Regions from separate parts of the Homo sapiens genome. Here region 2 is linked to region 1. A link is an interaction called in ENCODE POLR2A ChIA-PET data of the cell type or tissue named here. Cell type or tissue: MCF 10A. All regions are shown on one strand. Each heading gives the region's core, and the rest is flanking DNA. Links, peaks and the distances in the headings are about the cores only. Region 1 has its middle 120 kb from the start of STOX2. Region 2 has its middle 71 kb from the start of STOX2.

Region 1 (10,657 bases), core at 3,582-6,081:
GTGTCATAACTCTTATGCAGTATTAGTGATTTTTTTTCATGCTTACGACTACATGTTTACCTACAAGCAGGAATCCATCAACTGTTGAACCTTCAATTACGTGTCTGCTACTGCTTATCCCAGATAAATAATAAAAATAGCTAGCATTTATATGGTGCTTCCTATATGTCATGCAGTGTGCTAAGTACTTTATGTATATTCACTTATTTAATCCACACAGCAGCCCTATGGGATAGATACTCTTGTCATCCTAATTTTACAGACGAAAATTGATTCAAAGAGAATTAAGCAACATGTGCAGGACCTCCACTGTTAAGTCACTGCTGTGGTTTGGATTTGTTTTTTGTCCTCACCAAAAGCCATGTTGAAATGTGGTGGTATTGGGAGGTGGGGCCTAGTGGGAGGTGTTTGGGTCATGGGGGCAGATTTCTCATGAATGGCTTGGTTTCATTCTCGTGGTAGTGAGTGAATTCTTTCTCCAGCAAGATGGGATTAGTTCTCTCAGGAATGAATTCATTCCCATGAGATCAGCTGTTACAAAGTGAGGTTCCTCCTCCTGTTGGGTCTTCCCATGTATCTGCTTCCCCTTTGACCTTCTCTGTCAAGTCATGATGCAGAGTGAAAGCCCTCGCCAGAAGCCAGGCTGCACCCTTGGACTTCCCAGACTGCAGAACCATGAGCTAAATAAAACTCTCCCCTTTATGAATGACTCAGTCTCAGGTATTCTGTTATAGCAACACTGAATGGACTAAGACAGTCACCAAGCCACAGTTCAAGCCCAGGCAGTCTGGTTTCAGAGTTTGTGCTCTCAACAGCTATACTGTGAGACCCCCTTCCACTGTTTTTTAAAGAGTTCGTGATGGTCTAGTTATTGTAGCCACACACGTGCGAATCACTTACTTTGAGGATATTGGCTATCTCTTGTGGTTGAGAATGAATATGATATTGAAAACACTGCCAAGGCACATCCCATACATCACTTCTTCCCACAGCCTACCAGAGACACTTACCTTAGTGAAGATCCTGTACTGATCTACCCTACGGGGAAGACTTTTTGACTGCCTGAGACACTTTCTCAAAGTGGCTCAAAATGCTCCTAGAAGCTTCTCTATCTATTCTGATTCCTCACTAAATTTTCCCAAAAGGATTCATCTTTTCTGGTAGGAAGTTTAATAGTACCACTATCAGTGAAAGCGCCTATGGCCTAACATTGAACTGCAACTGGCTTTTGAGATGCTTCTGAATAATGCCTCTGTTGACAATTCCCCCAGCCATGACCCCTCTCTACTTACACAGCACTGGCCCTGGCATTTCAACTACAATGGCAGAAGCTCATCCCACTTCAAAACCAAATTTCAAAGAGCAGTGTGCAAAACATATATCTCTTTGTCTTCAGTTTCTATTAGAGGTTTGCTTATGTTCCATTCCTGTACCTGCGACAGCAGCAATTAAGAGTGGAGACCAATCTAGCATAATACTTTCCCCATTAGAACATTTGACTCTTTACCTGCTTGTTAGTGTAAACCCAACCCAAATTTCATGCTAAATTCATTTTTATTTGAACAAAAATTCCACCAGCCAAACCAAATTATGAAATGTTGACAGTATTGGATATCCATATCATGAGCGTGCACGTCTCAGGCTTTAACACTGAGTGATTCGAAGCTACTAAATATTGCTCCCATTCGTCAACAATCATATCAGACAACTCTTGTATTCTAGGCAGTGAGCTGACTGCTGGACAAAGAGAAATAGATGTGACATGGCCCTTGTTTGGAGGGAGCTTGTAGTTTGTAAAAAGAAACAGACAAGTCATCCCCCCAAAATGAAGTTACACTAATTGGTGGAATGGTAGAAACATGTACATGCTGCAGAGCAGCAGAAAGGAGAGAGGGGCGTCAATGGAAGGAGTGGCTCATTGTAAAAGGGAATTGGGAATGAGAGGACAGCTTGCAGTGGGTGATATTGGGCTAACACTTGGGAGATGAGTACTTGTGGTATGGTATTGATGCATTATGTATAGCTCTTTCCAATCTAAAGATCTTGATCCACTGCTGAGTCTCTATCATTGGGAAGTATGTCATAAGAAAATGGTTATTAACACTAGAGTGTCAGTTTGGGATGGATTTCTTTTTATTTATTTTAAAGGTAGAGTAGAGTCAAAGTTTCTCCAGTAATAATTTTACTCTCATTCTTTTGCATATTGCTAGGCTTTATTAAGTAAGAACAGAAGGGGTGGACTTTTACAACTACCCTGCCAGGATTTGTGTGTTTCACCGTACCCTCATGAGCCTGTGTCTTTCACGTCTGTGTCTTTCACATAAATGACATCCTCCATGAGGGCTGTGGTGAGAAAAAAACAACATGACAAACTGCTGCTACAACACACACTATACTGTCATTATTTTCATAAGTATTTAGATGGACATAGATACACCTTCTTGCTACTTCATGTGAAATAACAATAGCTGATATTAGTAACAAAGGTACATGGTAAAATAAACATAATTTTTAGACATGTTTGTCTGCTTACTGGAATAGCAGCGGTTCGTTATCTGTTGATTTTTTTTAATGTAATTGCCAAGTTCTACCCTTGATTTTGTCTCCCTCAAAAAAGGAAGTGAATACTCAGTGTCTGAGGTCTCCAGCAGTGGAAATTATAACCTGCCAGGAACCCGCCATCTTGCCCGAAATACATATTCGCGAGTGAACAGGCTCTCCCTCCTCTGAGATCTCTGTAGATGGCAGGTTTCCAAAAGGAAAAGAGGAAAAAAAAAAAAAAAAGGACCAGAGCTAAAAATAGGCAGTTTTAGGAAAATGCTATGGCTAATCAGATAACTGCTATCTGAAACATGCAGGTATCAAAACATTTAAAAAGGCAGAAACACAGTCACTCATAAGAGAAAGAATAATGACTTAATACAAGTTCTGTGTTTTTGTTTTTTTTTTTTGAGACAGAGTCTCGCTCTGTTGCCCAAGCCGGAATGCAGTGGCACAATCTCGGCTGACTGTAACCTCCACCTCCCAAGTTCAAGCAATTCTCCTGTCCCTGCTTCCTGAGTAGCTGGAATTATAGGCGTGTGCCACCACACCTGACTAATTTTTGTACTTTTAGTAAAGACAGGATTTTACCATGTTAGCCAGGCTGGTCTTGAACTCCGGACCTCAAGTGATCTGCCCGCCTTGGCCCCCCAAAGTGCGGGGATGACAGGCTTGAGCCACTGCGGCTGGCCTACATGTTCTAGTTATTAAAAAGTAGAACTTCAGGGCCGGGTGCAGTGGCTCACGCCTGTCATCCCAACACTTTGGGAGGCCGAGGCAGGCGGATCACGAGGTCAGGAGATCGAGACCATCCTGGCTAATACGGTGAAACCCTGTCTCTACTAAAAATACAAAAAAATTAGCCGAGCGTGGTGGTGGGCACCTGTAGTCCCAGCTACTCAGGAGGCTGGGGCCGGAGAATGGCGTGAACTCAGGAGGTGAAGCTTGCAGTGAGCCGAGATTGCGCCACTGCACTCCAGCCTGGGTGACAGAGTGAGACTCCGTCTCAAAAAAAAAGTAGAACTTCAAAATCATCTATACTGGGCATTCAGTTATAAATGTAATTAGATTCATATGCTGTTTTACACTTAATGATTTTAGATGTGACTGACCATAGAGTTTAGAAAAATATTATATGTAATTGATTTTTCCTGATGATCCAAGATGAAGTTATTAGACATTTATCTAGAAGACTAGATCCTGTGTATTCCAGATGGAAAAATACAGATGTCTACTTTTTCAAAATATATTTGAAGTAGTTTTATTTGTAATTTGTTCACTTTTTTATATTATTGATGGAGATTGTCTTGTTAATTAAGACTTGTCTACCATCTGTAACAGTTATTGCAAATCTTGGTGTCTTCTCAGCTCATCGCTTTTTTTTTTTTTTTTTTTTTGAGACAGAGTCTTGCTCAGTCACCCAGGCTGGAGTGCAGTGCCAGAATCTCAGTTCACTGCAAACTCCGCCTCTTGGGTTCAAGTGATTCTCCTGCCTCAGCCTCTCGAGTAGCTGGGATTATAGGCACACTACCTCACACCTGGCTAATTTTTGTATTTTTAGTAGAGACGGGGTTTCACCATGTTGGCCAGGCTAGTCTCGAACTCCTGACCTCAAGTCATCTGCCCACTTCAGCTTCCCAAAGTGCTGGGATTACAGGTGTGAGCCACTGCACCCAGCCTCATCATTTTTAATTTATCCTATTTATCCTGTTTAAATATTTTGAAAGGTATAAATATAATTGGAAAAGGAATTGGATAAGCACTCCATGTCTAAAATTGTACTTCACATCGGAATAAAATATATACATAGTTTAAAAAAAAAACACTATGTTTTAACAGAAAACATACTCATTACCAAGAAAAAAGTGGAAATGGAAGGCGTTCATTTCTGACAGTAAAGCACACTATATACTCTAAAAATTTCTCATTACACCCACATAAAAATGATATATATCAGAAATAACACCTCTAGCACTCACTGGCCTTATGTTTCTGGGTAGGGTAGAGTTGCTTATGTAAGACCAGTGATTCTTCCAGGAACAACTAGAAAAGCTAGATTAAACATAAGCATGATCTGCTTACAGACATCACATAGTTTCTAAAGCAACAAGGAAAAAGGGTAATAAACTTTCAGAGAGAAGAGCCATGAAGTAATGATCCAACCTTCTGCAGCCACTTTTCCCAAAGGAAATTGCTTAATCCTAAGTATGAGCAAGAGGCTGAAAGCCCAGGCTTTGCCTGAGTAAAGCGCTGCTTCTGATGGGCGGAGAAACCAGTAGACTTTTTGGCACTTTTATGCAGCTGGAGTGACACAATTGAAGGGCCTCAAACATGGACTGTTTTCTCTTCAAGACAGCTGGAAAGGATACGGAAATAAATAACTCAGCTGAAAACTAGAGCCAAGCTTTTGGCAGCCTCAGAGTAATGATAAGACAAAGATTAGAGTTCATGACCTGCCAGGGACAGGAACCCCAGTGTACACATCAGGTCCTCAGTTGAAAGCCCAGAACTCATTAGCGTAAGAAGAGAGGTGAACCAAAGAGAGCTATGCCAAGACTGCAACCCAGAGTAGCGTCTGCTCAGTCCCTTACTGAGCAAAAGCAAAAGCTCAGTACCCCCCCGACTCTAGCTGCTTAGCAAGGGGAGGGGTAACGTTTCCCTGGAGGAAAGTAGCATCAACTGGGCCTCTCCAGTTTTGTTTTGTTTTGTTTTGTTTTGTTTGAGACAGAGTCTCACTCTGTCACCCAGGCTGGAGTGCAGTGGCGCGATCTCGGCTCACCGCAACCTCTGCCTCCCGGGTTCAAGCGATTCTCCTGCCTCAGCCTCCTGAGTAGCTGGGATTACAGGCACCCGCCACCGCACCCAGCTAAATTTTGTATTTTTAGTAAAGACGAGGTTTAGTAAAGACGAGGTTTCACCATGTTGGCCAGGCTGGTCTCAAACTCTTGACCTCTGGTGATCCACCAGCCTCGGCCTCCGAAAGTGCTGGGATTGCAGGCATGAGTCACCGTGCCCAGCCCTCTCCAATATTTTATAGACAATGTCCAGAATTCAGTTAAAAATTACAAGGCCTACCAGGGAAAAGGACTATATGGAGTCTGTTGAGTCCCTGAGGGAATGAAATATATACCAGACGCAGACTCAGAGCAGAGACTCTAAAATAACTAACATATGTTCAAGAAAAATAGAGGAAAACAAACAGTAGAGATTATTACCAGAAAAACCAAAACCTAAAGAGGAAAATTAAATGAAACTGTAAAATGGAAAGTACAATGTCTGTAATTAGGACTCAGCAGGTGGGTTCAAGACTAGACAATGCACAGTATAAGAAAGGGCTGGTGAACTGACACACAGGTCAGTAGGAAATATTCAGATTTTAAAACACAAAGGAAAACAACAATGAAAAAAAAGCACAGAAACCCCTGGTATATATTGGAACTGTGTAATACACAGGAATAATTAAAGCTCTTTGAGAATGGGGCAGAATAAATATTTGAAGAGATAACCAAATAACCAAGCAGAATTTTCCAAAACTGATATGTAACATTATCTCACAGATGTAAGAAGCTCTGCACACAAAAAAATCACACATACACACATCAAGATAAAGCTGTTGAAAACCAAAAATGAAAAGAAGATCTTAAAGTAGTTGGGTGGGGATAGAGCGTGGGGGGAAACATTACCTTCAAAGGCGTAACAGTAAGACATTTTGTCTGCTTTTTGGTAGAAATGATGGAGCTAGAAGACAATGGAATATCTTTTTAAAAGCTAGAACTCACAGCCAGTGACAATAATCTCCTAAAATGAAGGTGAACTCAAAGTGCTTTCAGAAGATCAAAATCACAGCACTAATTTAATAATTCTAGGTCTAGTGTGGCAAGCTGAATAATGGCCCTCCACAAATGTCCATGCCCTAATCTCTGGAACCTGTGAATATGGTCTATTACATGGGAAAAAAAGGACCTTTTTTATTTTATTTTATTTTATTTTTTAAGATGGACTCTCACTTTGTCACCCAGTCTGGAGTGCAGTGGCTCGATCTCAGCTCACGGCAACCTCCACCTTCCGGGTTCAAGCGATTCTCTTGCCTCAGCCTCCCAAGTAGCTGGGATTACAGGCGCCTGCCACAACGCCCAGCTAATTTTTGTGCTTTTAGTAGATACAGGGTTTCATCATGTTGGCCAGGCTGGTCTGAAACTCCTGACCTCAAGTGATCCACCTGCCTCAATCTCCCATGGTGCTGGGATTACAGGTGTGAGCCACTGTGCCCGGGAAAAAGGGGCTTTGAAGATGTAATTAATGTTACTAATCAATTGACCTTAAAATAGGGAGATTATCCTGAATTATCTGGGCGGACCCGATATAACCACATGAGTCTTCACAAGCAGAGTCTTCTTCTAGCTGAAGGCAGAAGAGAGATGTGGCAGGAGGGGAAGCTGGACAGATTTCAAGGGTGACAAGGATCTAATGCATTTTTTGCTGACTCCAAAACATAAAAGTCCTTCTGCAAGAATCAGAGGAAGGCCTCTAGGAGCATAAGGATAGTCCCAGCTGACAAGTATTTAAAGAAATAAAGCTGTCTGGGCACAGTGACTCATGCCTGTAATCCCAGCACTTCGAGAGGCTGAGGTTGGGCAGATCACCTGAGGTCAGGGGTTCGAGACCAGTCTGGCCAACATGGTGAAACCCCATCTCTACTAAAAATACAAAAATTAGCCGGGCTTGGTGGCGGGCGCCTGCAATCCCAACTACTCAGGGGGCTGAGGCAGGAGAATCGCTTGATCCCGGGAGGTGGAGGTTGCAGTGAGCCAAGATCACGCCATTGCACTCCAGCCTTGGCAACAGAGCAAGACTCCATCTCAAAAACAAAAACAAAAACAAACAACAACAACAAAAAACAGAAAAGAAATAAAACTGTCATCCTGTGACTGAGGGTTAGGGTGCCTAACATGTGCACAGGAGGCTCCTAACACAATGAGACAGAGCTGGGAGTTGGAAGAGAAGGAGAAAGGCCCAGGCAGGCTGGAAGCATGGGGCTGCCTCTGAATATTCTAAGGCAGAACTCCAAGGAATCAAAAAATTGTAAATTAGAATCTGCATTTACAGAAGATCATAGCAGTATATTTGTTAAAATAAAAAGATAGACTACAGGGATGAAGACAGTGTGGTACCAGACGCATCGATCAATGGTTTAAAAAAAAAAAAACTGAGAGCCCAGAAATAGGTGCTTCCACTTATGGTCAACTGATTTGCAATAAAGGTGCCAACAAAATGTAAGGAGAAAGAAGGTATTTTTAACAAATAGTACTGGGAAAATTGGATATTTATAAGCAAAAGCACCTTACACCATACACAAAAGTTAACTCAAAATTTATCACAGACCTAAATGTGAGAGCTGAAACTAAAAATCATAGAAGAAGGAATAGGAGTAAATCTTCATGCTCTTGGGTTAGGCAATGATTTCTTAGATATAATACCAGAAACACATGCAAGAGGAGAAAAATGGTAACTTAGACTTAATCAAAATTAAAAGCTTTTGTATGTCAAAAGACACCATCAAGAAAGTAAAAATACACTCAAATATTGGGAGAAGATATTTGCAAATCATGTATGTGATTTAAAAAACTTGCATCCAGATTATATCAAGAACTCTTAAAACTCAATGGTTAAAAGATAAGTAGCTCCATTATGGCTTGGCACAGTGGCTCACACCTGTAATCTCAGCAATTTGGGAGGCTGAGGCAAGCAGATCGCTTGAGCTCAGGAGTTAAATATCAGCCTGGGCAACATACTGAAACCCCGTCTCTACTAAAAATGCAAAAATCAGCCGGTCGTGGTGGTGTGTGCACCTGTAGTCCCAGCTACTCGGGAGGCTGAGGCACAAGAATCTCTTGAACATGGGAGGCAGAGGTTCCAGCGAGCCAAGATCGCACCACTGCACTCCAGCCTGGGTGACAGAGTGAGACTCCCTCTCAAAAAAAAAAAAAAAAAAAAAAAAATGTAGCTCAATTAGAAAATTGGCATAAGCCAAAACAGACATTTCATTGAAGAGGAGACACAGATACCAAACAAGCACATGAAAAGAAGTTCAATATCATAGCCATCAAGGAAATGCAAATTCAAATCACAAAAAGCTATTGTATCATTATACGTCTATGCAAATGACTAATAAAAAATAGTGACAGCATCAAATGCTGGCAAGGGTGCAGAGAAATCGATCACTCATACATTGCTGGAGGAAACTTAAAATGGTAAAGCCACTCTGAGAAAGTTTGACAATTTCTTATGAAACTAAACATGCAATTACTATATGACTGAACAGTTGCACTCTTGGGCATTTATCTCAGAGAAATAAAACTTCTGTTCACACAAAAACCTGCATATGACTGTTCATAGAAGCTTCATGCACAATTGTCAAAACCTGGAAACAGTTCAGATGTCCTTCCAACTCAGATACCCTTCAGTGGGTGAATGGTTAAATAAACTGTAGAACATTCTACCATGAAATACTCAGCAATCAAAAGATATGGAGTATTGATACATGAACATCTTGGATGAATTTCCAGGGAATTATGCTAACAGAAAAAAAACCAATCTCAGATTACATACTTCATGATTCCATTTATATGACATTCTCGAAATGACAAAATTATAGAAATGGAAAGCAGACTTGTGGTTGCCTAAGGTTAGGAGCAGTGGAGTGGGAGGAGGTGTAATGGAGTGGAGCCAAGTGGGGCAGGTAGATGGTATGGTTATAAAAGTCAACAGGAGGGACCCTTATGGAGACAAACCTGTTCTGCATCTTGTGGTAACAGATACACATACCTTTATCAGTGATAAAAAATGCACAGAACTCAGCCGGGCATAGTAGCTAGCGCCTGTAATCCCAGCACTCTGGGAGGCCAATGCGGGGCAGACCACCTGAGGTCAGGAGTTCAACACCAGCCTGGCCAACCATGGCCAACACGGTGAAACCCCGTCTCTACTAAAAATACGAAAATTAGCCGGGCACGGTGGTGTCTCTACTCAGGAGGCTGAGGCAGGAGAATCCCTTGAACCCGGGAGGCGGAGGTTGCAGTGAGCCGAGATGACGCCACTGCACTGTAACCTGGGTGACAGAGGGAGACTCTGTCTCAAAAAAAAAAATGCACAGAACTAAATACACATATGTGCACACACACACAAAAGAGTACAAGTGAAACAGGAGAATCAAGAGTAAGCCTGGTAGATTGTTTCATTGTTAGTATCTTGGCTGTGATATGATATAGTATGTCATCATTGGAAGAAATTGGGCAAGGGATCTCTCTGAATTATTTCTTACACCTGCATGGGTTTACAATTACCTCAATAAAATTTTTAATTTAAAAAAATGCAAAAGATTTAAGTAAACATTTTCCCCAAGATATACACGTGGCCAAAATGCGCATGAAAAGATGCTCACCATCATTCGTCACTAAGGAAACGCATACTGACAAAATCACAATGAGATACCATTTTTTACCTAGTAGAACAGTTACAATTTTTTAAAAAGGCAAACGATAATAAGTGTTGGCAAGGATGTGGAGAAACGGAAACCCTCCGACATTGTTTGTGGAAATGGAGGATGGTACAGCCACTCTGGAACAGTTTAGTAGTTTCTCAAAAGGTGAAACACAGACTTCATATGTGATCCAGCAATTCCGCTTGTATCAATAGCTATCTACCCAAAAGAAAGGAAATGAAATGAAAACATATGTCCATGCAAAGACTCGTAAACAATGTTTGGCAGGGTGTGGTGGCTCACTCCTGCAATCCCAGCATTTTGGGAGGCCGAGGCGGGCAGATCACCTGAGTTAGAGACCAGCCTGGCCAACATGGTGAAACCCTGTCTCTACTAAAAAAATAAAAAAAATTAGCCAAGTCTAGTGGCACATGCCTGTAATCCCATCTACTTGGGAGGCTGAGGTAGGAGAATCATTTGAACCCAGGAGGCGGAGGTTGCAGTGAGCGGAGATTGGGCCACTGTACTCCAGCCTGGGGGACAGAGTGAGACTCTGTTTCAAAGAAAAAAAAAAAAAAAAAGCTCTATTCACAGTAGCCAAAAAGTGGAAACAATCTATGTGTCCATGAACTGATA
Region 2 (10,657 bases), core at 3,525-6,024, 50 kb before region 1:
GGTTCAGAGTAAAAATAAACTTTTGTTGTGTGTGTGTTTTAATTCTTGCCTATATGCAGGAGAACGTTAAAGTCAGTGGCACCCAAACTTTTCGGATCAGTGTGATGGTTAATTTTATTGCCAACTTGGCTAGGTCACGGTACCCACATATTTGATCTGACACCTAGATGTCTAGATGTCTCTGTGACTCTTTCAGATGACATTAACACTTAGCCAGTAGACTGTGAATAAAGCAAATTACCTTCCATGATATGGGTGACCCTCGTCCAATCAAAGGCCTTAAGAGAAAAAGACTGACTTCCTCCAAGGAAGAGGGAACTCTGCTAGCCAACTGCCTTTGGATTGGATCTGCAGCACCCACTCTTCCCTGGGTCTCCAACCTGGCCTGCTCTCTGTGTGTGTGTGTGTGTGTGTGCATGTGTACCTGTGTGTGTGTGTGTGCGCGCGCGCGTGCACGTGTACCTGTGTGTGTGTACACACATCTTACTGCATCTTATTGGTTCTCTTTCTCTGGCTAGCACAATCAGTGATTCTCAAATGCTTACCAGAAACTGCTCATATATACCTCTCTCCAAAGTGAAGACTTCTGCAAGAAATGAGACTCACTGGTGATGAGTGTGTAACCACGTGGAGGAGGTGGAGGCAGAACAAAGGCTTGAGAGCCACTTGTATATAACTAAACAAGGCACACTCTCCTCAACAGTCAGTCTCCACCCATCCACAATGGGTGCCCCAAGTGGGGGCTGCAGAGAGAGGCCAAAACCCCTGGAATGGGAAGCACAGTTTTGAGCAAGAGCATTACTGTGCTGCTTTAAGGACATGGGGACTCACACACTGGCGAGGCTGTGGCAAAACTCTCACAAAGTAATCGGCCATTTGTGATAAGCAACTTGATTTGCTCATATCTTTGATGTAGTAGCTTCATTTTTATGTAAATAACAGATTTATCAACAAAGATTTATATAGATATGTTCATCTCGATGTAATTTATAATAAATCTCAAAACTATCTAAAAGTAATGAAATAATAAATCAAGACACACCCATAAAAGTATTGTTTATGGTCATTAAAAATATTTGAAATATTTTATGTATTTATTTATTTAACAAATTTCATTTATTTAAATATTTCAATATATGTATTGAATTATTTAAGTATTTCAATATATGTATTGAATTATTTAAGTATTTCAATATATGTATTGAATTATTTAAGTTTTTCAATATATGTATTGAATTATTTAAGTATTTCAATATATGTATTGAATTATTTAAATATTTCAATAAATTAAATAATAAAAATAATAAATACTAAAAATCTAGTCAATATATTTATTGAAATATTTAAAGAGAAAAAAGGAGATAAATTTAACATATTTTTACCGTAAAAATTATCACTAAATACAAAAGCGGTGATTTTCTGTTTTAATTTTAATTTTCTGTATTTTTCTAACTAATCCACAATGAATATGTGCTATCTCAGAACTCAAGGTAAAATTTTCCTAAAAAAGTGAGTGCCACTGGAACAGACACCCACATCTGCACACCCACGTCCACAGCAGCATCATAGCCAAAAAGTGGAAACAACTCAAGGCTCCATCCACAGATGAACAGATAAACAAAATTTGGTATACACACACGATGGAGTATTTATTATTCAGCCTTGAAAAGGAATGAAATTTTAATATGTGCTACAACATGCGTGGAGGCCAGGTGCGGTGGCTCACATGTGTAATCCCAGCACTTTGGGAGGCTGAGGCAGGGGGATCACTTGAGGCCAGGAGTTCGAGACCAGCCTGGCCAACATGGTGAAACCTCATCTCCACCAAAAATACAAAAATTAGCCAGGCGTGGTGGTGCACGTCTGTAATCCCAGCTACGTGGGAGGCTGAGGCAGGAAAATTACTTGAACCCGAGAGGCAGAAGTTGCAGTGAGTCAAGATTGTGCCACTGCACTTCAGCCTGAGTGACAGAGAGAGACTCTATCTCAAAGAAAAAAAAAAAAGCACGGACTCTGAAAATAGCATGCTGAGTGAGATAAGCCAGATACAGAAGGACAAATACTGTATGATTCCACTTATAGGAAGTACCTAGAATAGGAAACTCCATAAGGCAGCAAGTAGAATAAAGGGTGCCAGGGGATGGGAGTTCTTATTTAATAGGTATAGATATTGGTGATGGTTACATGACATTGTGAATGTATTTAATGTTACTGAATTGTACACTTATGAATGATTTAAATGATCTATATGAAGGGTTATGTATATTTTTCCACAATTAAAAATAAAGGGAATGGCCTGGGATGCTCTTCCCCACTCCCCGAGAAAGCTCCAAGGATTCCCCCATTTCTGCTCCCAGAAGTCTTTCCTCCTGCTACTAATCTTCACTCACCAGCATAGATGTCAGTCTATGTGTTTATCCCCACTCTTGTACAGTGCTACGTGTATGAGTCCTAAGAAGCAGGGATGTGCTCTAATTAATCCTGTATAAGCAGCACACAGTACAATACTGGCACACAGTAGGAACTCAAAACACCGTCTTCCTGGAATTATTATATAAAAGACAGAAAAGACAATCCATTCCAAGGTGTACCAAACCTGTATAGTCAAATTAGAAGCAAATATTCCAGATGAATCTTAGTGTCCCTAAGTGAAGTTTTGTAGTTCCACTGAGCCAACTAGGAGATTTCCAATATCAGAGTGTCTAATAGTATCCCTGCTTTTTCACCTTCATGAGGCTGTCACGAGAAGTCACTGACCCTGCCACGAAATGGGAGACGGTGACTGCGATGGACACTGCTGATGCTCACTAATACCAGGTCACCCCTTCCCAGGACATGGAAGACTGCACTTCCCAGATCCCTTCCCATTGTATGGGGCCATGTGATGGGGTCTGGATAATGGCTGAGGCATCAAAAAGCCCCTGAGTCCCCTCACATTGTTCACATTCATAGAAAGTAGAGTCGTGCCCTAAGATTGCAGCAGCCTGGAGCATAGACTTTGCAGAAGAAGAAATGAGGCTTAATGTGTTAAGCCACTGAGACGTTATTTCAGCATAAAACAGCCTATGCTGCTAACGTAGTGACACTCCTTATGTTTATTTTTAGTGGTCCTCAGACCACTGTTGCTGCTGAAACCCGCTACACCACAACCATACCCATTGACTTGCAGAAGAGGATCTGCGGTGCAACCTCAGAGGATAAAGCAATCTCCACAAGCCAGGAGAAGGAGAGTCCAAACAACAAATACCAAAGTCAATGACTCTCACAATGGGCAAAGGATTTGAACAGACATTTCTCCAAAGGCTATGATAAACAGCCAAAAAGCACATGAAAAGACGTTCAACATCATTAGTCACCAGGAGATCGCAAATCAAAACTGCAGTGGATACCACTTTCCACCCACTAGGATGGCTCAGATAAAAAAAAAAATGGCAGTAACAAGTGTTGGTGAGGATGGAGAGGAATCAGAACCCTTACACAATGCTGGTGAGATTGTAAAATGGTACAGCCATGTGAGAACAGCCTGGAAGTCCTTCAGAAGGTTAAACATGGAGTTACCATACGACCCAGCAATTCCACTCCTAGGTGTATACCCAAGAGAAATGAAAACATATGTCACACAAAGACTTGTAGGGAATGTTTGTAGCTGCATTACTCTTAATAGCCAAAAACTGGAAACAAGTCAACCCAGATCTTTCCCCTCACAGATCCCACAGGAGGTCTACAGGGAGGTGTGACTAGCTCTGCATCCCTGGAGTCACACAGTAGGCTGGTGGCAGAGCCAATTCTAGTGTTCTTTCTATTGTAATAATTTGCCTCCAGTAACAATGTGAGGAACAATAAGAGGAAGAGATTGAAAACAGACAGACATTAATTAATTAACATATTTAAAAACTATTACTGGACATTAATTAATTAATTAATTAAAAATCTATTGGTTTGGCCAGGCACGGTGGCTCACGCCTGTAATCCCAGCACTTTGGGAGGCCGAGGCAGGTGGATCACGAGGTCAGGAGATCAAGACCATCCTGGCTAACATGGTGAAACCCCGTCTCTACTAAAAATACAAAAAAATTAGCCGGGTGTGGTGGTGGGCGCCTGTAGTCCCAGCTACTCGGGAAGCTGAGGCAGGAGAATGGCATGAACCTTGAGGCGGAGCTTGCAGTGCACTGAGATTGCGCCACTGCACTCCAGCCTGGGCAACAGAGCCAGACTCCGTCTCAAAAAAAAAAAAAAATCTATTGGTTGCCAGACACTATGATGAAGTCTTAGGACATTATTATCTTATTATCTTCTTTGCCTATTCTCAGATGAAAAAGCTGAAGTTCAAAAAAAAAAAAAATAGGTAACTTGCCTGAGGGTCACGTAATTGTTAAGAAGAGGAGCTAGAATTCAATCTCACCTATGCTCTCCTTCAAGACACTATGTTTCCTCTCCACGACACTGTATTGCATCAAACTCTAAAGATCTTCTGCTCTGTGCATCCTTCCTATCCACCCCAGCCCCAACATCGGAAATTCTTGGCTCATCCACAGGTTCCCCAGAGCACCTGGCCCACATCTCACTGCTTCAGTAACCTTGGATCACAAAGATTACCTGTCTCTTCCACTGTAAACTTGAAGTTTCTTGAGGTAGGAATCTCAGTTCCTAGCACAGTACCTGACACAGAGTAAGTGCTAAATATTGCTTCTTGAATGAATAAATGGAATGAATGAATGCGTCACACTGAAATTCAAGGCAAGCAGCTAATGTTCAAGAGACTTTGTGTTCTCTTTGCCTAATATGACTATCATTGTAAGACCAAAAGAACATGGAATAGGCACGGATCTTCATGACTATTCTGAGCGACAACTGGGGAATATATAGAATGTAGAGCCAACAGCCTTCCTTCCCTTATATAAATGCACAGAACCTGCGTGTTCCATGCCACTGACTCACACGAGCCAAGACGGCAGCCTGGGAGCCATTCCAACTCCGCACCTCTCCCACCTCCACTCCACCTCCTGCTTGTGCAGACTGTAGGAATTGTGTTAACCTCTCACAACAAAGATTGCCAGGTTGCCAGCAGATCCGGGCTGCTCTGGCTGGGGAAAATAAGCCACAAACAAGGTAGTCACAGGTTGATCAACTGCCTAACAGGCTGCACGGTGCAAAACTTCAGAGATCCAAAACGGTCTGTGTGAAGCATGGGAATATTTAGAAACCCATTAATTCAAAACACATTGATTACTACAATATTTTGGGACCATGCCAGGCTGTGACAGAGAAACAAAAGGAAGATCAATGAATGCTTTACTGCTGATGGAATGCTCCTCTCCTGGGAAGCAAGTAACACTGCTGTAGCCATTCTATAGATGGAGAAGCTGAGGCTTGAAGAGATCCAATGGCTTGCCAGAAGAGGCTGGCTCTAAGGAGGAGAAATACACTCATGCCTGGATTTTGTGACAACACCTTCTCACATTCTTTTTTTTTTTTTTTTTTTTGAGACGGAGTCTCACTCTGTCGCCCAGGCTGGAGTGCAGTGGCGGGATCTCGGCTCACTGCAAGCTCCGCCTCCCGGGTTCACGCCATTCTCCTGCCTCAGCCTCCCAAGTAGCTGGGACTACAGGCGCCTGCCACCACGCCCGGCTAATTTTTGTATTTTTAGTAGAGACGGGGTTTCACCGTTTTTAGCCGGGATGGTCTCGATCTCCTGACCTCGTGATCCGCCCGCCTCGGCCTCCCAAAGTGCTGGGATTACAGGCGTGAGCCACCGCGCCCGGCCCTTCTCACATTCTTTCTACCTGCTTTGGTGAAACTCTGGTATGCTTGGAATGAAAAAAAAAAAAAACTCCTGCAGAAATATAAAAGCCTGTATCATTTTCATCAGCCCCGATCCCGCCTTGCCAACGCTATTTCTCTGTTGCGACCACTTGAAACCATTTCTTCTGACATACCACTGTTTGCATTTGGATTTTTTCAGAATGTCTCCTCTCTAACCTGAAGGTCTTAAAGGGTGGGATATAGAGAAGAGATTAAGGAATGTTTGATCTTTTATGTGGGGAAATATCCAGGCTATGAACTTACCTGGGGAAATAACTTTTTAAGAGTAATTCAAAAACCCCCACCAGTTTCATCATTACCAAGCAGAGTTAGACATTCTTTGATGATGCCAGACCTAAGCGTTCTGCTAAGTAACCACGAAGGGAATCCTGACAGGTCACACCATAATCATGGGGCAGGTTGCAAAGCACAAACGCTCCTACAAAATCAGGAAGAGTCTGGACTTGACTTCTTGCAAGCGGTTATTAGGCAATAAAAAAAGAACTGTCACTGAATTTAGAAAGACGATTAAGAACTGAGTGTATCAATGTTCAAACTCACTGAACCATGTCCATTTCACAGGGGAAATTTCAGGTAGACCATCGCCATGGATAATCCATATTTGGTAACAAATTAGCAAAATATTCTTAATAGCTGACTAATACTCCTATTGGAGATTGAAAAACATCAGCATGCTGTAACAGGTTTTGACGGAATCTGTAGTGTTTGGTCTGCAGAGGTGAAGTTAAAAGGAGACATCACTGTTCCTTAAATATACATGAAGGGATTGTGTATAAAGTTTACCTCATCTTTTTAATTGAGCCGAGAGTCAGAGGAAGAGCCTAACGACAGTAAGGGTAAGAGCCAGTTATAGGCTGGGTGTGGTGGCTCACGCCTCTAATCCCAGCACTTTGGGAGGCCAAGGCAGGCGGATCACTTGAGGTCAGGAGTTCAAGACCAGCCTGGCCAACATGGTAAAACCTGTCTCTACTAAAAATACAAAAATTAGCCGGGCATGGTGGCAGGCACCTGTAATCCCAGTTACTTGGGAGGCTGAGGCAGGAGAATCGCTTGAACCCAGGAGGCAGAGATTGCAGTGAGCCGAGATCATGCCACTGCATTCCAGCCTGGGTGACAGAGCAAGACTCCGTCTCAAAAAAAAAAAAAAAAAAAAAAGAGTCGGTTATAGGCTACTAAGAAGCTGCAGAATCTAGCTTTCTAGAGTTTTAAAAAACTGGATGAAGTATTACATTCCTTAGATAATTTCAAGAGTCTTCTCTAACAGAGATAAGCATACAACTAGGAGCCAAAATGGGGTTAGTAATATTTAGAGTCCCTGCTTTCAGAAACAAATAGAAATGAATGAGCTCCAGGGCCAGGTGTGGTGGCTCCTGCCTATAATCCCAGCACTTTGGAAGGCCATGGTGGGCGGACCACCTGAGATCAGGAGTTCGAGACCAGCCTGGCCAACATGGTGAAACCCTGTCTCTACCAAAAATACAAAAATTAGCCGGGCATGGTGACGGGCACTTGTAATCCCAGCTACTCAGGAGGCTGAGGCAGGAGAATCACTTGAACCTAGCAGGCAGAGGTTGCAGTGAGCCAAGATCACTCCATTGCACTCCAGCCTAGGCAACAAGAGTGAAACTCTGTCTCAAAAAAAAAAAAAAAAAGAAGAAGAAGAAGAAATGAATGAACTGCAGAATTCACCAGAAGAAGCTTCAGGGAGGGGCCGAGAAGGGGACTAAAGCCTGGAAACAGGAAAAATTGGGCAGAGCTGTCCCAGGAGAGAAAAGAGGAAGTACAAAGCCTCGGAAATGAGACCAGGGCGTGTTTACAGCCACCTAGACAGAAACTAAGGCAGATAAGCTTAACAAAATTTATTTATCTATGTATTTACTTTTAGTGTTTTTTGTCTATATCCGTGGGGTACAAGTGCATTTTGCTACCTGATCTATTGCTTCGTGGTGGTCAGGGCCCTCAGCGCATCCATCACTGACTAAATTTATTTTTAAGAATTATACAGCACAGCAGATTTTTTATAAACTAGAAGTTGATTAATTGTTTACTGTACCACAAAATTCTAATACCTAGCAAAATATTTCTAGACCATTCTTTTCGCAATTATTTAAGTCTGATATTCACCAAAAAAAAAAAAAATGTACATAGTTCTAAACTTTCCATCAGGGTTTTCTAATGTTCATGAACTAATGTTCATGGTCCCCACAATTATTTGTGTTTTCTGGTACTGCCTAACCATCTGTTTCCTGATTGGAGCTGCAATTTGGCAACGTTTATAACGTAAGATTCCAAGTTCAAGGCAAACTTGGGGGCGGAAATGAAGAAAGGCAAAAGAGCCAAGCTTCTTTCCTGCCACAATTTTCCTTACATGTGTGCAATTTCTGTGGGTGTGTTCTGTACAGGACAACCTTTTTAACCTACTGTATCCTGCCTTTCAAATCGTCTTCTCTCCTGTAGACCTTTAGCAATAAACAACTCTCACTGAAATCTTCCATCCCCCCACCATCCCCCCTCACGCCTCCACACCCACCAGGAAGGAGAAAAGCCAACACCCTCCAAGCCAGCTGCTCAGGCCCGGAGTTCGGTCCCATGTAGTGCTTGGCCATCTCCGCCGAGGACTAACCCAGAATCCCAGGATTCTTCTACCACCAGCCTAGGAAGGATCTAAACACCAAAGCCTGCAACTTTGAAACTGAAAACTGTTCAATCATATACAGCTAGCCAAAAAAAAAAAAAAAATTCTAAAAATGCAGACCTGCCTGTTACAACCTCTGAAAACGTTTTGCACAGCATTCTTCCCCAGTCTTCCCCTATTGGTGTGGATCAGGTGACCCTGAAACCGGAACAAGTGTCCTATTGTTGGAGGAGGGCCCTTAATGACTACTTTTCAGCTGACAGTGAAGTTCATGACTAATTTCTTTTCAATGAGCCATTGGCCTATGATGAAAGGTATGTTTTCATCCCAGCTAATTTCAACCAACAGATATACCCTATATCACCCTCAGATATACCCTCAGCTAACTGCCACACAAGGAGTGACTACTAGCCAGGCCAGACCAGCCCTGGGCACATCAAAAGGGCAGGGTCAAAGGTAAAGCCAGCCTGGGGTCATGGCTAAGGTCAAAGGATAAGAACCCTCATGACCATCTCTCCCAGCCCTGGCACAGAGGACTTCACTGGACTCCCTCCTTCCCACAGAAGGACACAGCTGTAGTTGCATTTTATCACCCAGTGGAATTCAGAAAACAAGATAACACCCATAGTAGCAAACTCTCAGTGCACCTAGAATGTAATTCAGTCGACTGAGAGTGTAAAAACCCCATGTGCTTGCACTTGGCCAATGAGGGGGAATTCTTTTAATTATAGTTAGAACAGTATGTTACTCCTAGCCCAATTTTCTACTGTGTGCAAGGAAAGCAGGTTAGCAGAAAAGCAAGTAACAACGCACCAGGTGACCCTAGATACCTTGTTGGGGGGGATGTGAAATTAGTTCTGCTCAGACACTGGAAATAGCCCTACCTCCCTGAGACACTGTGCTCAGGGCCACATAAAAATCCATTGACAGCCCAGAAATAGTCACAATCAGCATAACTTCAGCAACAATGCAGTAAAGATCTAAAGGATTCGCCGATTCTACCCCATCACTCATACCTGCAAGAAGAGGGAGCAGGCCCAGTAATGGCCATCTTCAGCATTCCATGAGGAAATGTCTCTGAAACACCCAGCACACACAGCAGATGCTCAGTAAGTGTTCACTTTTCTTCGTGTCTCTTTGGGAGTGTAAGTTCCTTGGCCAGGAGAGGAGAATTACTCTGTTTCATTTCCAACACATAACAGAAAATCTAATTATAAAGTTCATTACAATCAGGATCCATTAGGTGCATCTGGTTGCAAGTAACAGAAACCGCAAGTCGAGCTGGCTTAAAATTACAGGGAACGTATTGACTCACTATCTGTGAACTCCTGAGGTGGGGCTGGAATTGAAGGCCTTGGCCCATGGCTAAGACAATGTGACCAAGGGCTGATTTTCACAAGAAATTTAAAGTGTACTGTGTTACCTATGCTGGTGACTGACAGTTTAATACAAAGACATGAGGGAGACGTGCCACCAAATGCAAAGGGAATGAGGAGCATTAAATAATCTGGCGCATAGAAGTCTTCTAGTTATGTATAACAGTACCCTAGATTCTGGGGGTTGGAAAGGCCTGCAAGTGTGACAAAGACAAACAAATGACAAGGGACTAGAAGTTGCAACAAAAAGAGAAAGGAAACGGCTTTTTTCCACGTTCTGTCTTTTCTTTCTGCTACTACTGCAACTCACAATCCCACCAGTCTTAAAGAATGTTGAATGTAGAGATGAATGTTTTTAATTTTTCCAAAATAAGAATGTGTATGTTTCAAAGAATAGCAGATTAACTAAATGCCTCAAATATAATTTCTCTCATCAAAGAAAAAGATGATAGATTTTTAAAAACAAAAGACCACTTTCTTTGGATAGGAAAAGAGCAAAAGTTTATTTCTAAATTCTCTTGTTTCTTAATGCTAATTGGCAAAATATCTGTGGAGAAAATTAGTCAACTTTATAAATGTTGCCATAAAACAGCTGAAATCAGCAAATTGCTAATCTCCCGGTTGGCACCCAAGCCAAACTGCTTTCCTTCTTCTGCCTGTTACAACTTAAATCTACCTGACAAAACACATGTGTCTGCAGCACCAGGTCTGGCGTCCGTGGTAGGTTTTTTACAAGGTACCCATGATTCTCTGTCTAGTTTTAAAGTGTGATCTTGGTTAAATACAGAAAAAAACTCCATCAGGCTCAAGGTACATCACAATA

The links. Peaks named below come from ENCODE experiments on the same cell type or tissue, not always from the same donor. Only the 100,000 strongest peaks of a DNase experiment are listed, where the experiment ranks them.
Region 2: POLR2A ChIA-PET joins it to region 1 with 5 read pairs; 2 of 35 experiments call an interaction of 5 or more read pairs at or near these places.

What each region holds. Positions count from the first base shown.
Region 1 is chr4:183,778,520-183,789,176 of GRCh38, reverse strand. No RefSeq gene overlaps it. Among named protein-coding and RNA genes, the nearest start is that of STOX2, 120 kb to the left of the region's middle. In MCF 10A, for the core only: no CTCF peak of the experiment used is centred there; a DNase peak (open chromatin) is centred at 4,766.
Region 2 is chr4:183,828,808-183,839,464 of GRCh38, reverse strand. It overlaps a transcript of STOX2 not described here. Among named protein-coding and RNA genes, the nearest start is that of STOX2, 71 kb to the left of the region's middle. In MCF 10A, for the core only: no CTCF peak of the experiment used is centred there; a DNase peak (open chromatin) is centred at 5,004.